2 separate regions of the Mus musculus genome follow, and region 1 is linked to region 2. A link is a loop called in an ENCODE intact Hi-C map of the cell type or tissue named here. Cell type or tissue: heart. All regions are shown on one strand. Links, peaks and the distances in the headings refer to the core of each region. The heading gives the core; the rest is flanking DNA. Region 1 holds the start of Rhot1 (ras homolog family member T1). Region 2 holds the start of Zfp207 (zinc finger protein 207).

Region 1 (10,203 bases), core at 1,169-9,168, 170 kb before region 2:
TTTACTACACTCTAATAAGTCTGCCATATGCCCACAGCAGGCTTCACTGCCAACAATGGCTTCTGCCTTGTGTTTTGTGTGTATTTTTATCATGGGGTTTGATCCTCAGACTTGGAGAGCTAGAAGTAACCTCCTCTGACTGCGTGGTGGCAGTGGCCCAGGGAGGTGATGGGGAGAAGCAGGCAGAACTCTTGAGTTCAAGGCCAGCCAGGTCTAAATATTGAGTTCTAGGACTGCCAGGGCTACATAGAGAGACCCTGTCTCAAAAATAGAACAACAACAACAAAAAGAAGTTACCTCCCTCCCTCAGTATTTATTTTATTCTCAGTATTTAAATATTATTTCCCACCTATCAGGCAGTATTTATAGGGCTTTTTCATTATATAGGAAGATAGAATTTTTTTTTTTTGGTTTTTTGAGACAGGGTTTCTCTCTGTAGCTCCGGCTGTCCTGGAACTCACTTTGTAGACCAGGCTGGCCTCGAACTCAGAAATTCGCCTGCCTCTGCCTCCCAAGTGCTGGGATTAAAGGTGAGCACCACCACACCCGGCAAATTTTTTTTTTTTTTTTTTTTTTTTTTTTGAGACAGGGTTTCTCTGTATAGACCTGGTTGTCCTGGAACTCACTTTGTAGACCAGGCTGGCCTCAAAAACTCAGAAATCTGCCTGCCTTTGCCTCCTGAGTGCTGGGGCCACCACGCCGCCCTTTAAGATTGAATTTTCTTAACTGTCTCACACAGTATGCCATATTGTTATTTCTTTGGCCTCTGAGGCAACAGAGAGGTTAAATAATTTGACTAATAATGCTTAGCAAGTAATTGGCAGAGTTAATGAACCAAGCAGAACCAAGCAGCAGGAGGACTCGGAATTCCCTGCTCTTAACCACCCATGTTATCTTTAGGGGAAATTCTGAGTGACCTCTGATGGACGTTTGTTAACATCATGAGAAGGACACAGGGCTCAAGGCTAGCCATGGGGGGCCAGCTCAGCTCAGGGACAGGGAGAGAGAGTGGGGAATGGACAGAGAAACGTGTACACTGCAGGCGAGGGAAACTCCAGCTGATCCCTTCTTTCTCCTTTAACAAAGTGCTGGCCTTGATTTGTATTCATCCATAAATATCGCCAGGTGAAATTGCTTGCTAATGAGCTGGACAGATGGCTCAGCGGTTAAAAGCACTGGCTGCTCTTCCAGAGGTCCTGAGTTCAAGTCCCAGCAACCACGTGGTGGCTCAAAACTATCTGTAATGGAATCTAATGTCCTCTTCTGGCATGCAGGAATACATGCAGATAGAGCACTCATATATAAAATAAGTAATAAATCTTTTTTTTCCATTTTTATTAGGTAAAGTAATAAATCTTAAAAAAAAAAAAAACAGCAATTGCTTGCTGTTGCTTCCTTCCTGGGGGTCTGGATTTTTGTTGTTTTATTTGAGACAATATGGACGCCAGGCTGACCTTAAACTCACAAGCCTCCAGCTTCAGCCTCTTGAGTGCTGTGATTACACACATTCAGCTTGGATTGTTATTTTACTTTATTTTACTTTATTTTATTTTATTTTATTTTATTTTATGTGTGTGGGTTCTTTTGGCTGTGTACTATGTGCATGTTCAGTGCCTTCAGAGGCCAGAAGGCACTACATCACCTGAAACTGGAGCTACAGACCACTGTGAGCAACCATGTGGATGCTGGGAGTCAAACTTGGGTCTTTGCAAGAACAGCCAGTGCTTTTAGCTGCTGATCCATCTCTCTGGCCCGTCTGCTTGGATTTTAAAGTAAGTGTTATTTACAAAGTGCTTCTTCATAGTAACATCTCTGATGTCTTCCCAGATCTTTTTCTCCTTAGATCCCTGCCTAGCAGACTTTTTCCCTTGATAAAAATGTCAAAGCTTTTAGATAGCACACATCTACAATACCATGAAGGCTTCCCTCTCCTGTGGGAGCCCTGCAAAATTTGAATTAATGCTGCTCTCAAATGCAGCGGTGCATCGAGCTCCTTGGGTCATGACCCACTACAGAGTGTGGCTTGAGGTGGCAGTTGCCCAAATGCTTGCTCTTTTTCAAAAGGCCTTTGTGATTAATGATCTGGTCTTTGTGTAACTTTTTTTTTTTTTAAAGAAAAGTTTTGGGCCTTGGAAAATGGCTTAGTGGGTAAAGAAGTAAAGACTTGAGTTCAGATTCTCAGCACCTACATAAAAAGTGCCACGTGTGTGTGCTGACGGTGGAGGGTGCAGGGGTGTAGAGACAGGCAAATCCTGAGTGGCTTGCTGGCCAGGCGGTTTAGCCGTATCAGTGAGTTCTAGCTTTAGTGAGAGACCCTCTCTCAAGCAAAACCAAGGTGGACAGTGATGGAGGAAGGCTTCTGACTTCCAATAGCATGAGAAGGGGTATGTGTTTGCATTAAACACACACACACACATGCACCACACACTAAATAAACACATCTTTTTTTTTTGGTTTTTGTTTTTCAAGAGATGGATTCTCTGTGTAGCCCTGGCTGTCCTAGAACTTGCTCTATAGATCATGCTGGTCTTAACCTCACAGAGATCTGCCAGCCCCTGTCTGTTGAGTGCTGAGATTAATGGCATGGGAGATATCCCCAGCTAAAATTCTGTATGATACATTATTCAGATACAAAGCACAATCTCTGACTTACTGTGATTTGACTATTTATTTATTATTGCTGACCTGTTTTGAGTCAAGGTCTCTTTATGTAGTCTTGGCTGGGATGGAACTATTTTTTTTTCTTTTTTAAAAACATTTTTATTTATTTTATGTATGAGTGCTCTACCTGTATATACACTTGCATGCCAGAAGAAGGCATCAGACCCTGGTATAGATGGTTGTGAAACACCATGTGGTTGCTGGGAGTTGAACTCAGGACCTTTGGAAGAGCAGGCAGTGCTCTTAACCATTGAACCATCTCTCCCAGACCCTGGAGTAGAACTCTTTTAAGAAATCAGCCTGTCTCTGCCTCCTGAGTACTGGGATTAAAGGCACCTGTCACCACTTCCAGCTATATTAAAAAAGAAATCTATAGTAGTGTCAATTGTTTCTCTATCTTTTGGCTAAAATGTATCATAGTGCCAAAGTGATAACATGGTTAATAGAATTGTATTTCACAATTTTTGATGCCTTTCTGGGCTAGTAATAGGCAGGACAGCAGCAGCAAGTGTCTCTCAGCTGTGTGATCAGGAAGATAAACTACTGTGTTATTTAAATGTGGTGCTTGGAAGGTTACTAGATTACTAGATTTCTGTTTATAGTGGGTTTATCTGGTGGTGATTCCATCAGAAAATAGTGGAACATTTAAATATTACTTCATGAGGTTGCTCCAAATATTTATGCAAGGAAGGGTCTGACATCTTCATTTGGTAGAGAAGAAACAGGCAGAGGGGCCATGAGTCCTCTAGAGTCCTGTAATCTTCTTTGCAGCTACCGTCCTAGGGACATCTCCCTGTGAACAAGAGGTGTGCCTTCACCCCCTGTTGTATCACGGAGTGGGGTTTTGTTGCTTGTTTGAGACAGGGTTTCATTGGGTAACTCAGGTTGGCTCTCAACTAGTGGTCCTGCTTCAACCTCTTGAATACTGGGATGGTTTATATCACCACACCAGCTTTCCCAGGCACTTTTTAAGAAAGGGTTTCCTTCTATTTCTGTCTGTCTGTTTTTTTGTTTGTTTGTTTGTTTTTTGAGACAGGATTTCTCTGTATAGCCCTGGCTGTCCTGGAACTCACTTTGTAGACCAGGCTGGCCTCGAACTCAGAAATCTCCTGCCTTTGCCTCCCAAGTGCTGGAATTAAAGACGTGTGCCACCACCGCCTGGTGGGCATGAAATATCTATGTGTGGATAAGAATAGCTTTGATGGCTTAATCTTCTTGCCACCACCACTTTCAGGTTTGAAATACCATGGCTCCTTAGGTCTCACCCTAAAGCCCAGGCTGGCCTCAGATTCATGGCAATCCTTCTACTTCATCTTCCCAGATGCTGGGATTACAGGCATGAGCTATCACGCCCTACTTTTTTTTTTTTTTTTTTTTTTTGGTTTTTCGAGACAGGGTTCCTCTGTGTAGCCCTGGCTGTCCTGGAACTCACTTTGTAGACCAGTCTGGCCTCGAACTCAGAAATCTGCCTGCCTCTGCCTCCCCGGTGCAGGGATCAAAGGCGTGCGCCACCATGAAAAAAAAGCCCGGTTGTCGGCCTTTTTTTTTTTTTAAGCAATTTCTTGGGCTGTGATATAGTCTCGGGTAAAAGTGCTTTCTGTTCAGGCCTGATGACCTGAGTTTGACCCCTGGATCCAAAGTGCCTCTAAGAGCTGGCTTGTGCCATAATGTCAGCCAAGTACCAATTCTTGAGGACTGTCCTCTGACCGCCACATACTCACCATGGAAGATACTCAAACGCACGTGTCATACACAAATATACAGAATAATACATTTTGAGGGGGGGAAAACAGGTGATGGGCTCTGGGGAGTGTTCACACCCTGGGAGCCAGTAACCTTGTTCAATAAAGCATTTTTGAAAGGTAAGTCCAACAGTGTGAACACAGCTGAAAACCAGGTAGGCAGGTCTCTTGCCCTCCTGGACATTATCGTTTAGTGAAGAAATCTCCGATTCACGACCAAGCTCCTGCTGCGTGACCCTGGACTCTTCTGTTCTTGTTCTGTAAAACAAGTGGGCTCTGACTGTTCTGACCAAGGAATCTGTCACTTACATCCTCTGGCAGTGTTCAGACTGTGGCAGGCAAACCTCCGGGGTTTTGCGCTACCGTCTGCCTTCCTGCAGGGGCGCTGTTCAAGATACGAGAGCGTTGAGGTTCCGAAAGCTCTTGTCCCTCGCCGCCCGCCGTCGTCCTCGCCGCCGCCGCCGCCCGCGTCCGCGGAGCCGGAGGAGGCGGAGCTGGCTTGCCCCGGCTCCCAAGCGGAGCGGTAGAGGAGGAGTCGGTGCGGCAGGTCCTGGCGGCCGAGATTCGGGCGCAGAGGCCGCTAAGGCTGGCAGGGAGCGGCGGTATCGCGGGGAGAGCGGCGCCACGGGCTGGACGCTCCCGGCGTGAGGCGTGCGCTCCATGCGTGCGGGCCGAGTGCGGCCCCTGCGAGCCTCCGACATGAAGAAAGACGTGAGGATCCTGCTGGTGGGAGAACGTGAGTCCGCGCCCTGCCCGGCCTCGCAGCCCGGGTGCCCTCTCCAAGCCTGCCAGCCCCTTTGCTCTTCCCTACCGTGGCCCTCTGCTCCTCGCAGGCCTTGTCCCCCTTCAGTCCCTAACGCCCGGTCCTCTCGCTGCGAAAGCTGTCGCCGTCGCCACCACCTCCTCGAGTTCTTTCCTCTTGGGCCTCAGCGTTTGTCGGGCCACCTCCCGTCCGACCCTCTGGTCGCCTGTCAGTCACTCATTGCCAGGCAGATGTTGGAACAGGCAGACTGAGCACTTGGGACTGCGGGAACCGGCTGGCGGGGGACACTAGGGGGAGGAGGAGTGCAGAAGTAGTCGACTTGGGAGCAAGGTCAGGTCTCTGGAATTTTTTTTTTTTTTTTTTTTCACTTGCTGCCTTCACTGCTACTGTGCATGGGCATTAAGAGAGAGCGTTGGCTTGCTTGAGTAAGTAGCTCAGTAGTAGAATTCTAGCATGCATAAAAACCTGGATTCAGTCTCCAGCACCAAGAAGAAAAAAAAGAGCTTAAGATAGCGGGATTTTTTAAAAATTAGATTTTTTTTTTTTTTTTTTTGCCGTACTTGTGTCGAACAAACTCCTTCAAGTTAATAATATGAGTATTGAGTGAACGATACTTAACTAGGGAGGGATCTTTAGATGGGGCGATTGTTACCCTAAAAGTCTTAATTTTCGCTCCTTGTTAGACATTCCATAGTTCTGTAGTAGTTCTTTTAATAAGAGCAGGCATATAGGGCTTCCGAACAGGCACATGTTCCCATGCTCTTTAAAGATAGATCTCACTTTTTTCCTGGTAAAGAAGACAAAACAACAAAAACAACGCTTTTGCTGGCTGATAGGAATGCAGTATAGAGCAGGGATTTCTGATCTTACTGCGAGGTACATGACTTAATCATGGCAACTAAGTTAAAAAGAGGGGTTCATTAGTTCATGTTTTGCCATTGCTGATTTGAAGCATTCTATTATAAACCACTCAATTATATCTTTAAGTAGCCTCTCTAGGTCGCTGTGATACATTCCTAAGGAGGAAAGTGTACATATTAAGAAAAAAAAAACAATTTTGGGGGGGTGGGGTAGGGTGTGCTCTTAGGGCCCAGACAGAGCAAGTCAGATCCCTCGGAGCTAGAGTTACAGGTGGTTTGAGCCACCAGACTTGGGTTTTCTGCTTTTAACCACTGCAGCCCCAAGTCTGCTGGCCTCAGAAAGGGGCGGGAGGGGAGGAAACGACTGTGGACTGTTGATCCGTGTAGCTGTAGCAGCTTTTGGGAGAACTCTAGTCAAAATTGGGAACTAAGCTCCCGTGAAGCATAGTTTGCTTTTTTATTTTCAGTTATGGGTTTTTGGCCTTATTTATAATGGTATCTTACTCTTTCTTTTGCATCAAGTTCTCTAACAGTAAAGGAAGACATTATTTAAGGCATGGTTGGTGCTGATACATTTGGGGGAAAATTAGGGAAAGTGAGCAGGTGACCCCTTAATTGTATTTTCTAAAAGTCTAATGCTTTTTAAAACTCAATTTGTAAAAAAGATATTTTGGATTTGGTGTTCAATATAGGAACCGATGATACAGCATTAGTGTATAGACTGAGTAGAAATGCTATACATGCTGGGCGTGGTGACGCATGCCTTAATTCCCAGCACTGGGGGGGTGGGGAGGGGGGCGGGCTACAAAGTGAGTACCAGGACAGCCGGGGCTACACAGAGAACCCTGTCTCGAAAAAAAAAAAAAAAAAAAAAAAAAAGAAGTGCTGTACATATGTCAGATTCAGTGGCACCGTAGGACATTTTACATTAACTTTAACAGTATTACTTAGGAATATGCAGAAGTTTAAAATTTGTTAGAAAAAGTATGTCATGTAGTCCTGAAAGCCAGCTAGAGAATCGGAACAACTCTGTGTGGGTTTTCTGACCACAGGGAGCAAGTTATAAGAGAAAGCCTTAGCTTTTGAAGGAGACCCTGCTTTTTCCTAAGAGGATGGTGCCAACCATGTGGTTGGCACACATCTGTGAGCCATTACTCAGGAGTCTGAAGTAGGAGGATGGTTAATCAAAAATTTTCAAGGACTAGCGTGTGTAGCTTAGTGGTAGGGCACTTGCCTTACATGTAAGAACTTCTGCTCAATCTACAGTATAGCGTAGATATAGGGTAAGGTTGGCATCAAAGCGTTAGGCCATCTACTACTATTAAGAAAGCAAACTATAAGCCGGGCGTGGTAGCACACACCTTTAATCCCAGCACTTGGGAGGCAGAGGCAGGTGGATTTCTGAGTTCGAGGCCAGCCTGGTCTACAGAGTGAGTTCCAGGACAGCTAGCATGGTTTCACAGAGAAACCCTATTTTGAAAAAGCCCAACCAAACAACTAAACAACTAAATAAACCGTATCACATGTATATATTTTCCATCCCCTTCTTCTTTTTTCCCCTCTCTACCCTTTTCTCATTAAGGTAAAATACTAAGTTTGCTAGGCTGCCTGGGAAGTGGTTGTATAGTGACCTGGAACTTTTGGTCCTCCAGCTGTACCTCAAAGGCCAGGATTGCTGGTTTGTCCCACCCTGCTTAGTTTTTGTGGTGCTTTGTATCAAGGCTTAGTGCTTGCTAGGTAGCACTCCACCAAGTGAGCTCCTCAGCTCTTATACAAATGCTTTCACAGTTTGAAATGTTAGAAGTATAGTTATACTTAATTGAAGTATAGGATATCAGTTATTTTAATGAGTAGTATTTGGTAGGTAAATCCTTTTTTTTTTCCCCTTCAGTTTTTCAAAAATGGTTTCTCCGTATAGCCCTGGCTGTCCTGGTATCCTGGAACTCATTCTGTAGACCAGGCTGCCCTCGAATTCAGATCTGCCTGCCTGTCTCCCAAGTGCTGAGACTAAAGGTGTGCACTACCACCCAGCCTGAGCTTTACTTCTTACGCACGCGTGCGTGCATGTGTGCGTGTGTGTAGGTGTAGGTGTGTAGGTCTGAGGAGAGCTTGTGGGAGTTTGTTCTTTTCGACCATGTGGGTTCTGGGGATTGGACTTTGGTAGTCAGGCTTTGAGGTAAATGCCTTCACCTGCTGAGCAGTCACACAGGCCCTACTTTTTGAGTTAATGTAAATACTTGTCAGCCTTTAGCCTAGCTGTAGCATTTTAAATCCTAGATTTAGGGCTTACACTTGTAATCCTAGCACTCAAGTGGGGAGCCAGGGGGGAGGAGATCACCACAGGTTCAAGGCCAATTTGGCTTATCTTAGTGAGTTCTGGCAAGTCTAGGCTACATAGTGAGATACTATCTTCAAACACAAGTACACACACACACAAAGATTTTAAAATTAAATGACTAAATGGTATGTAAGTGTGTGTCAGAGACTATTTTAAAATATATCTGGCTCATTATCTATTCTTCTGATATTAGACAAAAGTTATTTTGATTTGAGGTTTTGTGTTTTGTTTTGTTTTTTAAAAGAATTATTTATCTTATGAGTAGAATACACTGTTGCTGTCTTAAGACACACCAGAAGAGGGCATTGGATCCCATTAGAGATGGTTGTGAGCCACCATGTGGTTGCTGGGAATTGAACTGAAGACCTCTGGAAGAGCAGTCGGTGCTCTTAACTGCTGAGCTATTGCTCCAGCTCGTGATTTGAGTTCTTAATATGCTTATTTAAACATCTAGTTTTCATTTGCTTTCAGATGGTTGCAGGTGGGGGAGGCAGAGAGAAGGAACAGCCATCCATTCTGGTATGGTGAATTTCAAGTCTATTCTTCTGGGTCATTCTGTTATTTTGTGTTTCTGTCAGTGTCCTCCCTGAGCCAGGCAGGGCCACTTCATTCATTGACTCTGAAGTGGTGATTGGTTTCCGTGTTGTATTAGCTCAGTCATCTTGCTCTACCGGTGCAGTGAAAGGATGTCTTCTTGGACCATTCTCATGCATCTGGGCATCATGCTACTAACTGCTTTCTGCTTCGTGCAAAGATGAAGGAACTTAGGCTGTTTATAAAGTCTTGAGACATTTTGTTTGCAAAGAATGACAAAGTATTTTAAATGCCATTTATGTCATCACTTAATTTATCAAATACCATTCAAATCAGATCAAAAGTGAATTACTATTATCACAGAACATATTCCTAAAAGTCTTTAAAAGTGCACTCACATGAAGCCTAGTCTTCAGGTCATAATTTTTCATGTTCAGATCTGACACCTTTCATCTATGCACTCGGGAGGCAGAGGCAGGTGGATCTCTGAGTTTGAGGCCAGCCTGGTCTACAGTGCAAGTTTTAGGAAAGCCAGAGCTACCTTATAGAAAGACTGTTTTTTCAAAAAAAAAAAAACCAAAAACAAACAAATAAGCTTCCCTTTAGCTAGGTTTGTTATACTATGCTTAACAAAATACCCTTGTTAATCATAGCATTAGCAATACTTTATTAACCAATTATTTAAATATCATGGTTAACATTAATGGTTACTTTTTTGTTTTGCTTTATTTTTCAAGACAGGCTTTCTTTGTGTAGCCTTGGCTGTCCCAGAACTCACTCTGTAGAATAGGCTACCCATGAACTCACAGACATCTGCCTCCCTCTGCCTCCCAAGTACTGGGATTAAAGGTATGTGTCAGAACGGCTTTGCACAAAGTATTCTGTATGAAGTATATAGGGACATTCTTTCTATGTCCCTAGCACCTATGAATCAAAATTTACCCTTAAAGGCTTAAAGACTTAGGAGATGGCTCAGTTGATAAAGTGTCTGTCACTAAAACATGAGCACCTGAGCCTGGATCCCCAGCACCTACTTAAAAATGCTGGGTATGTAGCTGGAGAGATGGAGAGCAGATACAAGCACTGACTGCTTTTCCAGAGGTTCTGAGTTCAATTTCCAGCAATCACATGGTGGCTCACAACCATCTGTAATGAGATCTGATGCCCTCTTCTGGTGTGTCTGAAGACAGAAACAGTGTACTTACATACATGAAATAAATAAATAAATAAATCTTAAAAAGGCTGGGCACGGGCTGGAGAGGTGACTTGGTGGGCAAGAGCACTGACTGCTCTCCCAGAGGACCT
Region 2 (10,203 bases), core at 1,338-9,337:
TTTTCCGGGGATACCGAGGGGAAAAAGAGGCAAACTCCGATGAACAGATGTCAGGGGCTACGATGACAGGGGCTGCAAGAGGACAGTGGCTTGGGAGTGCTGGGCATAAAAGCCCAGAAGAGCCGGGAAGAACCGACTGAGGCCAGGAAGGCCCATCGGGCCAGAGACCTTGGCTGGGAGAGGAGATGGTGAGTGGGGGCCGCGGGGTGCAAGGCCGGGCGGCGGGGCCGCGGGCGCAGCGGGCAGGGCGCGGGCACCTGCTTCCGCGGAAGCTGTACAGGCAGTAGTGGCTGCTGGGAGGCGGCTCGAGTCTCCGCTCCTCCGCGGAGCCACCCTCTTCGCTGCTCTCCAGCTCCTTTTCATCCCCATCCAGCGATTCCTGCAAAGACGGGAGCATCGCGGCAACCTCCTCGGGGCCCTGTGTCCCCGTCAAACAGTTCCCCCGCGGCCGGGCTGTCCTTTGTGCGCCGGCTCGACTTCCTCCCCGCCCTCGCACATCTGAGTTCCGCCGCCTCCCGAATCCTGGACTTGGAAACTGGGTTGGAGAAACCTGTTCTTCTGGGGGGGGGGGGGGGAGGACTCTCTGAGAACCCCTTAGCATTTCCTTTTATTTCCTTTTAACTGACTTTGTCTCCACCAGTTAACGCATCAAGGAGCCAGTATGTGTTAAAGGTGGTGCGATCCTGACGTGCATGTAACGGTTTGCTCAAAGACAAGAATTTAGCCTGCCCTAAAGGAGCGCTCTTTTAATTCTAGCACTCTGGAGGCAGAGGCTGGAGAACTTCAGTGAGCTCCAGGCCTCCCTAGGTTACAAACCCTGTTCCAGGCCAGCCAGGACTACAGAGACCCTGCCTCAAAAATAAAATTAAATAAAAATTAAATAGGGCTGGAGAGATGGCTCAGTGGTTAAGAGCACTGACTGCTCTTTCAGAGGTCCTGAGTTCAATTCCCAGCAACCACATGGTGGCTCACAACCATCAATATCGGGATCTGATGCCCTCTTTTGGTGTGTGTGAAGATAGCTACTACTGTGTACTGCTGGAGAAATGGCTCAGTGGGTAAGAATACCCAACTGCTCTTCCGAAGGTCCTGAGTTCAAATCCCAGCAACCACATGGTGGCTCACAACCATCCTTAATGAGATCTGACTCCCTCTTCTGGAGTGTCTGAAGACAGCTACAGTGTACTTACATATAATAAAAATAAAATAAACTTTAAAAAAAGGAAGGAAAGAAGGAAGAAACCTGTTGAGAAGGGATTATGGAAGTGTTATATGTGTTGATCTACATGGGGGTTCCATAGGCATGTGTAAAGGACAAAGTATACAATAAAGATGCTTACATTAAAAAAATGGAAGATCCTGGAGACCATATCTGTTTTGATCCCTCTGTCCCTTCTTGGCATACCCTGCCCCCTCCCCCTGCTTGCTTGCTCTTTCATTTGTTTTCTTTTTCTTTTATTTCTTTTTTTCTTTCTTTCTTTCTTTCTTTTTTTTTTTTTTTTTTTCTTTTTGATACAGGGTTTTTCTGTGTGGCCTCTGTGGACTGCAAAGTGTGGCCTACCTGAGACTTCACTAGATGGATTTTTTTTTTTTATTTATTATATATAAGTACACTGTAGCTGTTTTCAGACACACCAGAAGAGGGAGTCAGATCTTGTTACGGATGGTTGTGAGCCACCATGTAGTTGCTGGGATTTGAACTCTGGACCTTCGGAAGAGCAGTCGGGTGCTCTTACCCACTGAGCCATCTCACCAGTCCCCTAGATGGATTTTAATATAAGTAACTTGTAACAAATCTGTTAGAACTGATGAAAGTCAACAGGAAAAACCAGCAATCATAGGGAAGTGCTCTTACTGAGAGAGACAGGAACAGTACAGAAGAAAGTGAAGGGACAAGAGTCCAGGGTCTGGAAAACGCTCATTCATAAACACTCAGAACCACGATGGATGGTGCGCCATCCAAAGAGGTCCATAGCGGAAACAAACCCAGCTAAATACCGTTCTGTTTCAGACTGGTCGGCTTTTTATGAGAAAGTACCATAAACTGGGCCATTTATAAAAACAGAAATGATGGTGCATACCTTTAGTCCTAGCACTCAAAGGCAGATCTCTGAGTCCAAGGCCAAGCTGGCATATACAGTGAGTTTCAAGCCAGCCAAGGATACACAAGTGAGACTTTATCTCAACAAACAAGCAAATCCAAGAACAAATAAAAATGGAAATGTATTTCTCCCAGTCTGGAAGAAGGGAAGTTACAGATGGAGGAGGGCCTGGCAGGTGTGGTGTCAGGAAAGGACCCTCTCTCTTCTTGTTCTTGGAATGATGACCTCTTGCTCTGTCCTCACAGGCTAGGAAGGTTGGCTCTTTTTTTTTTTTTTTTTTTTTTTTTTTTTGAGACAGGGTTTCTCTGTGTAGCCCTGGCTGTCCTGGAACTCACTCTGTAGACCAGGCTGTCCTGGAACTCAGAAATCCGCCTGCCTCTGCCTCCTGAGTGCTGGGATTAAAGGCGTGCTCCACCATGCCCGGCGATGGCTCGTATTTTTATCACTGAGTTGTTGTGTGCATGTTCTAGACCTAAGCCCCTTCACAGATATATGGTTTACAATATTTTCCCCCATCCTGTGGGGAGAGTCTTTTGTTCTGCAAAGGATACTTATAAAAAAGCATTTTGGGGGTTGGAGAGATGGATGGCTCATGGGGTAAGAGCACTGACTACCCTTCCAAAGGTCCTGAGTTCAATTCCCAGCAACCACATGGTGGCTCACAACTATCTGTAATGAGGTCTGATGCCCTCTTCTGATGTGTCTGAAGATAGCTACAGTGTACTCATATAAATAAAATAAATCTTAAAAAAAAAGCATTTTGAGACGCTAGACAAGGATGTTGGCTCTCAGAGGCAGAGGCAGGAGGATATCTGAGTTTGAGGCCACCTTGGTCTACAGAGAAAGTTCTAGAACATCCAGGGGTACACAGAAAAACTCTGTCTCAAAAAGACTTTTATTTTTAATTTTTGGGATTGGAAGGCTCAGTAGTTAGGAGCACGTACTACTCTTGCCAAAGACTTGAGTTTAATTTCCAAAATCCAGGTCATGAGATTTACAGCTCCCTGTTAACTCCAGTTCCAGAGAGATCAGAGGTTCATGGTCTCCTTGGACATCTATACCAAGAAGACTGCTCAGACGTGGGTTTAGGCCAAGAGAAAGTCTTGGTTAGCTAGTCAGAAAGTACTGTGCACATTCAGGATCCTAGTGTAGTTCTGAGCACTTCCCAAGGTGAGCTTTTAGCCCAATAATCTTGTCCTGCTTTGACGTACTCTAGTTAACAAGAGCAGTTAGCCAGAAACAGAACTATAAGAGAGAAAAAAAGCAACGTTAGTCCATTTAGAGAATTTCCCATATCTATGAACTTTGATGAATCAGGCCATTTTGGCAGTGCTGTCTAAGTGCTGAGTGCTATCCTAAATGGTAGTTCCATCATGGAGGCAGTTGTGTTAAGGTTTGGGGCCCTGTTATACACACCCAACGCACAGAGACACACACATACACCTATAACTACTAATAATAAATCTTTAAATTTCACATTATTGTGTAGGGTCTAAGCATGGAATGTACACACTAAATGACACAGAGGTCAGACATCACCTTTTGGAGCCTACTTCTCTGAGTTCTGGGATTATAGGCTGTGCTTCCATGGAATGCCTAGGGTTGACCCAAAGCTTTGTGCATGCTGGGCAAACATTCTACCTACTAAGCTCCAGACCCATACAGATCCAGCCCCTTAACTATCTGATCTATATTAACAGGTTAAAAATGACCCCAATATCCTGGGTTTGTTGAGAAAATATAAAAACACAACTCATGAAATGTTTCATGGATATATTCCCTGATTTTACTTCTTTTTTTTTTCTTTCTTTCTCTCTTTTACTGATTTGTTTATTGTTTGTTTGTTTGATAAGACAGGGTTTCTCTGTGTAGCCTTAGCTGTCCTGGAACCCTCTGTAGGCCAGGCTGGAGATCTGCCAGCCTCTGCCTCCCAGTGTTGGGATTAAAGGCAAGGCTGTGACTCTACATTTTTAAAGCACAAGCTTGTAGAGTCCTATTGATTCCACTTATGGGGTTCATCTCATGAAAACAGGGTAGTGTCCTAGCAACCGTATGAACTCAGAAACATCAGATTCTCATAGATCTGTGCAAACACAGTATAGGTTGTCCCGAAGACAGAATTCAGACAGAATTGAAAGGCAACCTAAGACTTTGGGCGGCAGTATTAGAAAATTGTAAAAGTTAAAAAAAGGAGTAATTAAGCCAGGCAGTGGTGGTCCATGACTTTAATCCTAGCACTTGGGAGGCAGAGGCAGGCGGATTTCTGCTTTTGAGGCTAGCCTGGTCTACAGAGTGAGTTTCAGTGCTCTTAACAGCTGAGCCATCTCTCCAGGCCCCTCAATCTTACTTTTAAATGAAGTTTCATGTATCCCAGGCATTATTTAATTCACTATGTAACTGAGGTTAGACCTTTAACTCCAGCCTCAGCCTCCTGGAATTCCCTGATTGCAGGCATGTTCCACCAACATTTTTTGTTTGCGAACCTTTCTGTGGTTTCAAGAGACTTCAGCATATACAATATCCAATTCTCTTACACTCTTCCTTGCCACATTTTCCAGGATTATCTTTTGCCAGCAACACTTTTCCTGTCTTGTTACTTTTAAGTTCAAATCCTCAAACACTGCATTTTATCAGTAATTAAAACTTCGATACAAGGTTTCTCTACATAACCCTGAATGTTCTATGTAGGCAGGAACCTGGCTATACATTCAGATCCACCAGCCTCAGCCTTTTGAGTGCTGGGATTAAAGGCATGCACCATCCATGCTTGGCTCACTGCATTTTAAAAAAAAAATTTTTTTTTTTTTATTCAAAGACAAGATCAGGCTTTGTTCTCCAGGCTAGCCTCTAAGTCTTAGCCTCATAGCATTTTCTGTCTTGGCCTTCTGAGTGCTGGGACAACAGACACAAGACCCAGGTAATAAGATAACTTAAGCTTTCTCCCACTGCATCTTCTTTCATCTTTCTAAACATTCCTATGTTCTCCGAAGCCGCTTAAGGATTGCCTTTTTGCGATTCTGAAGCACTTCACATTTCCCTTATCGCTACTGCTGATCTCACCCATACTGCTTCCTAGACTGTGGTTCACTGAAAAAAAAAACGGTAACTCTTCCTTGACCATATACGCCCCACTCCCGAAAGGCAACTGAAACAAGATTTAAAAATTGACCAGGTCGCAATCCGGGCGTGTGCCTTTAATCCCAAACAGTCGCTGGCAGGCAGAAGCAGGCGCATCTTTGAGTTTGAGGCCAGCTTGGTCATTTCCTCTATCAGCAGGGCTATGAAGAGACCCATCTCAAAAAATAAAAGCAAAACACACAACAGCAAAAAACAAAACAAAACAAAACCCAAATTGACCATGTCCCAATTATCTTTATTTATTTGTAATCTATCCTTAATTATACTCCTAATCTTTTCCTCCCTTCAATTTGCATACGGGATAGCCGACGTACTGGATGACCCAAGCTCTAAAGGATCAGCGTCCTCAGCCCGGGAGCGCCACCACCACTTAACCCCATTAAGATGGCGGCAGCGCCCGCTCAGCCACTCAGGGCCGAAGCCTGCGTCACGTGACCCGCACAGCTCTCACCGCGGTGGCTGATGGGAGGTGGAGATAGAACGAGGGTGTCGGCCATTTTGTGTCTGTTTCCTGCGGGACGCGCTGGTGGCGGTTGGTGTGGAGAACTCTGCGAGTCTCTTGGGTTTTTTGTTTTTTGTTTTTTCCAGCTTCTTTCCGCCTCTATTCTGCCTGTTCTGTAGGGCGCAGTTATGGGTCGCAAGAAGAAGAAGCAGCTCAAGCCGTGGTGCTGGTATCCTTTGTGGGGTTGACGTGGAGGCCGAGCGTGGGTGTCGCTTCTTGAGAACACAAGTCTGATAGGTTTGGGTTAAGCCTGTTTGGTAGGGCCCGGCCGGGCCCAGCCGAGCCTTTGTGCTGTGGCTGGGTTAGGATTTGGGGTGGTTTCTTGTAAAATGGGGTTCTTCGGGCGAGAGGGCTCCGGAGTTTGGTGGCGCTGAACTCGGTGACTCAGGCGCTTGTTTGTCGCGATCATTGGGCCTGGAGACGTTCCCCAAGTGCAGTCGTCCCTAAGAACTCCTGTCTCCGTTGTTTCGTTGAAGACCCCACAAAGGGACTTGAGTTTGGGGTAAATGTCCTGACTCCCTGGATAATTGAACTGTGACTAGCCCCCCCCCCCTCGCGGTGAAGAATCGGCTTCCGCCTCTCTTTCGGGCGCCTTAATCTTGGGGAAGCGGTTGCTTAACTGGGTGGAGTTTCTATTATCGTTACCCAATTTTGTAGGACTGGTTAAACTGTTAAGAAGGAAAACAATTTTCTCTCTTTTTTTTTTTTTTTTTTTTTTGTGGATAACGTATTACGCTAAACTGATTTTTTTTAATCTATTACAAGAAAACTATTTGTCTCAAGACAAATTTGTTTTTAAAATAGTTAAGTAGCTAAAAATCCGTCACGAATTATTTAATGCACTCACAGAAAAAGTCTTGCGAGGTCAGAACTCTTAGTATATGCGAATTTACATTTCCTGAATGCATAGATTAATAATGAAACTGGAAGAAATTTTATGGATTCTTAGTTGAATGTGCCCTTTGTCATGAGTTGTATAATGGATTATGAATTCCCAGTTTCAACTCTATTGTATATTTAATGAATTGTGAAATTGCCTCCCCCCCCCCTCTGTCTTTTTATTTGGGATTGGGGGTCTGGTTGTCTGGAAATTGCTCTGTCCACCAGGCTGGCCTCCGCCTGTCTCTGCTTCCCCAGTGCTGGGATTGAAGGCATGGATCACCACTGCCCAGTTTGAAGTTGCCTTTTCTTTTGAAAAGAAATATTTTGAGTTAGTCTTGCTGTCTGACCTGGCACTCAGAATAAATATCTGCCTTTGCATGTGGAGTGTTGAAATCAAAGGCATGGGGTATGCCAGGCTAAAAGATTTTTATTTGGGCTTATGATCTTAGACTGCATACCAAGTTTATCTAGTTCAGATGTAGTCATTCCTGCCACAGATTGCCTGCAGTGTGCCACTGGTCCTGGCTCACTTGATTTTGGTTAACCCTTTCTCCTTCATGGAACTCCTTTTATTTGTTTTTGTTCTTTAAGACAGGTTTTCTCAGTGTGTCTCAGTCTGTCCTGGAACTTGCTCTGTAGGCTAGCCTGGCCTGAAATTTAAGAGTTCCACTTGTTTCTGGCTCCCAAGTGCTGCGATTAAAGGCACTACTGTCTAGCTGACACTCTTAGCATGTACATTTGTAAATGTTGAAATAATTTAAAGGTCAAAATTTGGGGTGTGTGTGTGTTCTTTGTGGCAGGGCTTCATGCTATGCTGGATCACAAAACTTGAACTCTTGGTTCATCCATGTAGCCTGACTGCCCTGGAACTTACTCTGTAGATCAAGGTGGCCTCATTCATATTTGCCTGGTTTTGCCTCCTGAGTGCTGGGATTAAAGGCATGCACTACCATAGCCCCGAAAATCTGTAAATGCATGTTTCTCCTGCCTCCACTTGTGCTGGGGCTTTGTAGGTGTGCCCTACACCCAGCATCCAAACTGCTGGAAGTTGACCAGCCCATTGCATGCTAGACAAGTACCCTAACAATGGAGCTACGTTCTCAGACCGGGAGGTACATGATTAATGTAATTTCCAAATATAAATACTAAAACTGAATTGTTTTTTGTTTTTTTGATTTTTCGAGACAGGGTTTCTCTGTAACCCTGGCTGTCCTGGAACTCACTCTGTAGACCAGGCTGGCCTTGAACTCAGAAATCCACCTGCCTCTGCCTCTCAAGTGCTGGGATTAAAGGCATGCGCCACAATTGCCCAGCTTTAAAACTGAATTTATATTAAGTTCCCTCCTTTTTTATTAGAAGTGTGTGTGTGTGTGTGTGTGTGTGTGTGGTGTTTTGCCTACATAGGTATGCTGTATACCTAGTGCTCTAGGAGGACAGAAGAGCATTAGAATCACCGGGAACTGTCATTCTGGTTGTGAGCTGCCTTATAGATGTGGGAAAAGAATCTGGGTATTCTGAAAGAGCAGCAAATGCTCTTAACCTTGGAGTCATTTTAACATTTCCTGTTAGATGAGATGAAAGGCATTTGTTATATTATTTATATTGAGGCAGAATCTCACTATGTAATTACTTTTGTTTCCTTTAGTTGGCAGGAGGGCAATTTTGTGCAGTTTTTTAACCTTAATGATGACCAGGTATTGTAACAGAGATTTTGATGATGAGAAGATCCTTATACAGCACCAAAAAGCAAAGCATTTTAAATGCCATATTTGTCATAAGAAATTATACACAGGACCTGGTTTAGCAATTCATTGCATGCAGGTAAGAATTTCTCTTCTGTTTTGACCTTGTCCCATTGTGATTTGTAACCACATGAATAATATTGAATTTGTCTTTGGTTGTTTATATATTGGGTAAATAGCCAAATCTACTTAAAACTCAGGTATGTGTTCTATTCTCTTTTTTTGGTAGGTGGTAGGGATAGAACCCAATTGATAAGCACAAGCTTTGGCACAGGAGTACCTACCTAGAATTCACGTCTGTTCTGTGGCCATTAAGAAGATAAGTGGACTTGACTGTTAATTTTGAGACAGTTCTTACTTAGTATTTATTCTAGCTGACTGACCTAGAATGTTGTTATGTAGATTCGGCTACCCTCAAATTCACAAAGATACTCTTTCCTCTGCCTCATAAGTGTATTCAGTTTTTTGTGTGATGAGTATACAAGAACACACCCTATTTGGAAGTATTGTTGTGTTCAATGTCCAAATTGCTTGCTTGCTGGTGCCCCCGTTTTTTTTTTTTTTTTTTTTGTGTGTGTGGATTTGGACGCATAGTTTGAGTACATGAGGCTGGGAGGTGTTCTTTGGAGCTGAATTTTCAGGCAGCTGTGAGCTCTTATTTGGGTGGCAGAAATTAAACTCAAGTCATCTGGAAGATCAGGAGTGCCTCTAACTTCTGAGTTCTTCAGCTTCTCTTGAGTTTTTTCATAATGAAATAATGAAAACTTCAAAATTTGTATTTTTGCATCCTGATGTCATAGTTTATATAAAGGCTGGACTTTGTAGTTTAATGGTAGATCTTTTGCCTAGCATCTTTAAGGCCCTGAATTTGATCTTTAGTACTACCCCTTTTCTCCTTTGTATTATTGTAGTAGCCATTTAGATGCATCTTTTTATGTTAACTTACAATTAATTGTTATGTGCTCATTAGTACACAGTTGGCTTTAGAAGGCAGAAGAGGGTGTCGTCCCCCTTGACCTGGAGTTACAGATAGTGGTGAGCTATCAGTTGTGGGTGCTGCAAGCCAAAGCCTGTTCGTCCTTAATCTCTGAACTATCTCCAGCCTCATTAGTTTATTGTTTGTGCATGTTCACTTGGAGTTTGTGGGAGGACTAGGAATCTGACTTTGTTTTTTTGAGACAGGGTTTCTCTCTGTAGCCCTGGATGTCCTGCAACTCATTTTGTATACTAAACTGACCTTGAACTCACAGATTTATATTGTGAAAGAAAATAACAAAGTGGTCTGTCTCATCATAAATGATAGAGAAAATGAAAACAAGACAACTAATAAGACTAGGAAGCTGTCAGATGAGAAGAGATCTGAAAAGGAAGTAAATAATTTCCAAGGAATAGCAAAATTCAATGATCTTTGTTTTTTGTGATTTTTTTTTCCTATACTAAATGAAAGAAATGGCAGTAGTAAGTTAGTTAATCTGAATGAATGAAAGGAATGTAGGAAGTAAATATAGTACACTTTGATGTTTCTATGCACCTGTAGCACTATGCTGACAGTCTAACCCTGGGCCTTCAGAATTCTAGGTTTCTTTTCACTTGTTCTGTTGCTACAAAGCAAGAGCTTTGGCCCAGTTTTCGCTGTTTTGAGACAGGATTTCTCTGTAGTCCTCACTCCTCTGGAACTCACTGTTGATACCAGGCTGGCCTTAGATTCAGAGATCTGCCTGTTTCTGCCTCCGAGTGCTGAGATTAAAGTCAAGTGCAAACACTGCCTAGAAGAAAGTTTCTGACCCATCAGTCACCATGAGTAGTCTGCTGAGTAGTTTCTAGTTTAAAAAAAAAA

Evidence for each region. Peaks named below come from ENCODE experiments on the same cell type or tissue, not always from the same donor. Only the 100,000 strongest peaks of a DNase experiment are listed, where the experiment ranks them.
Region 1: a loop joins it to region 2, with 2.4 times the contacts of the local background. A loop is called at or near these places in 1 of 42 quality-filtered maps.

Annotation. Positions count from the first base shown.
Region 1 is chr11:80,204,185-80,214,387 of GRCm38, forward strand. Rhot1 (ras homolog family member T1) reads left to right here and starts at 4,867. Exons shown (of 19, transcript NM_021536.8): 1 at 4,867-5,139. The coding sequence starts at 5,064. In heart, for the core only: CTCF peaks have their summits at 4,783 and 5,472 (motif pointing right); a DNase peak (open chromatin) is centred at 4,857; H3K4me3 peaks cover 2,315 bases; H3K27ac peaks cover 1,135 bases.
Region 2 is chr11:80,377,585-80,387,787 of GRCm38, forward strand. Zfp207 (zinc finger protein 207) reads left to right here and starts at 5,695. Exons shown (of 12, transcript NM_001130169.1): 1 at 5,695-5,911; 2 at 8,319-8,445. The coding sequence starts at 5,871. It overlaps 5730455P16Rik (RIKEN cDNA 5730455P16 gene), which reads right to left and starts at 431. Exons shown (of 10, transcript NM_027472.3): 1 at 258-431. The coding sequence starts at 397. In heart, for the core only: no CTCF peak of the experiment used is centred there; a DNase peak (open chromatin) is centred at 5,667; H3K4me3 peaks cover 4,305 bases; H3K27ac peaks cover 2,358 bases.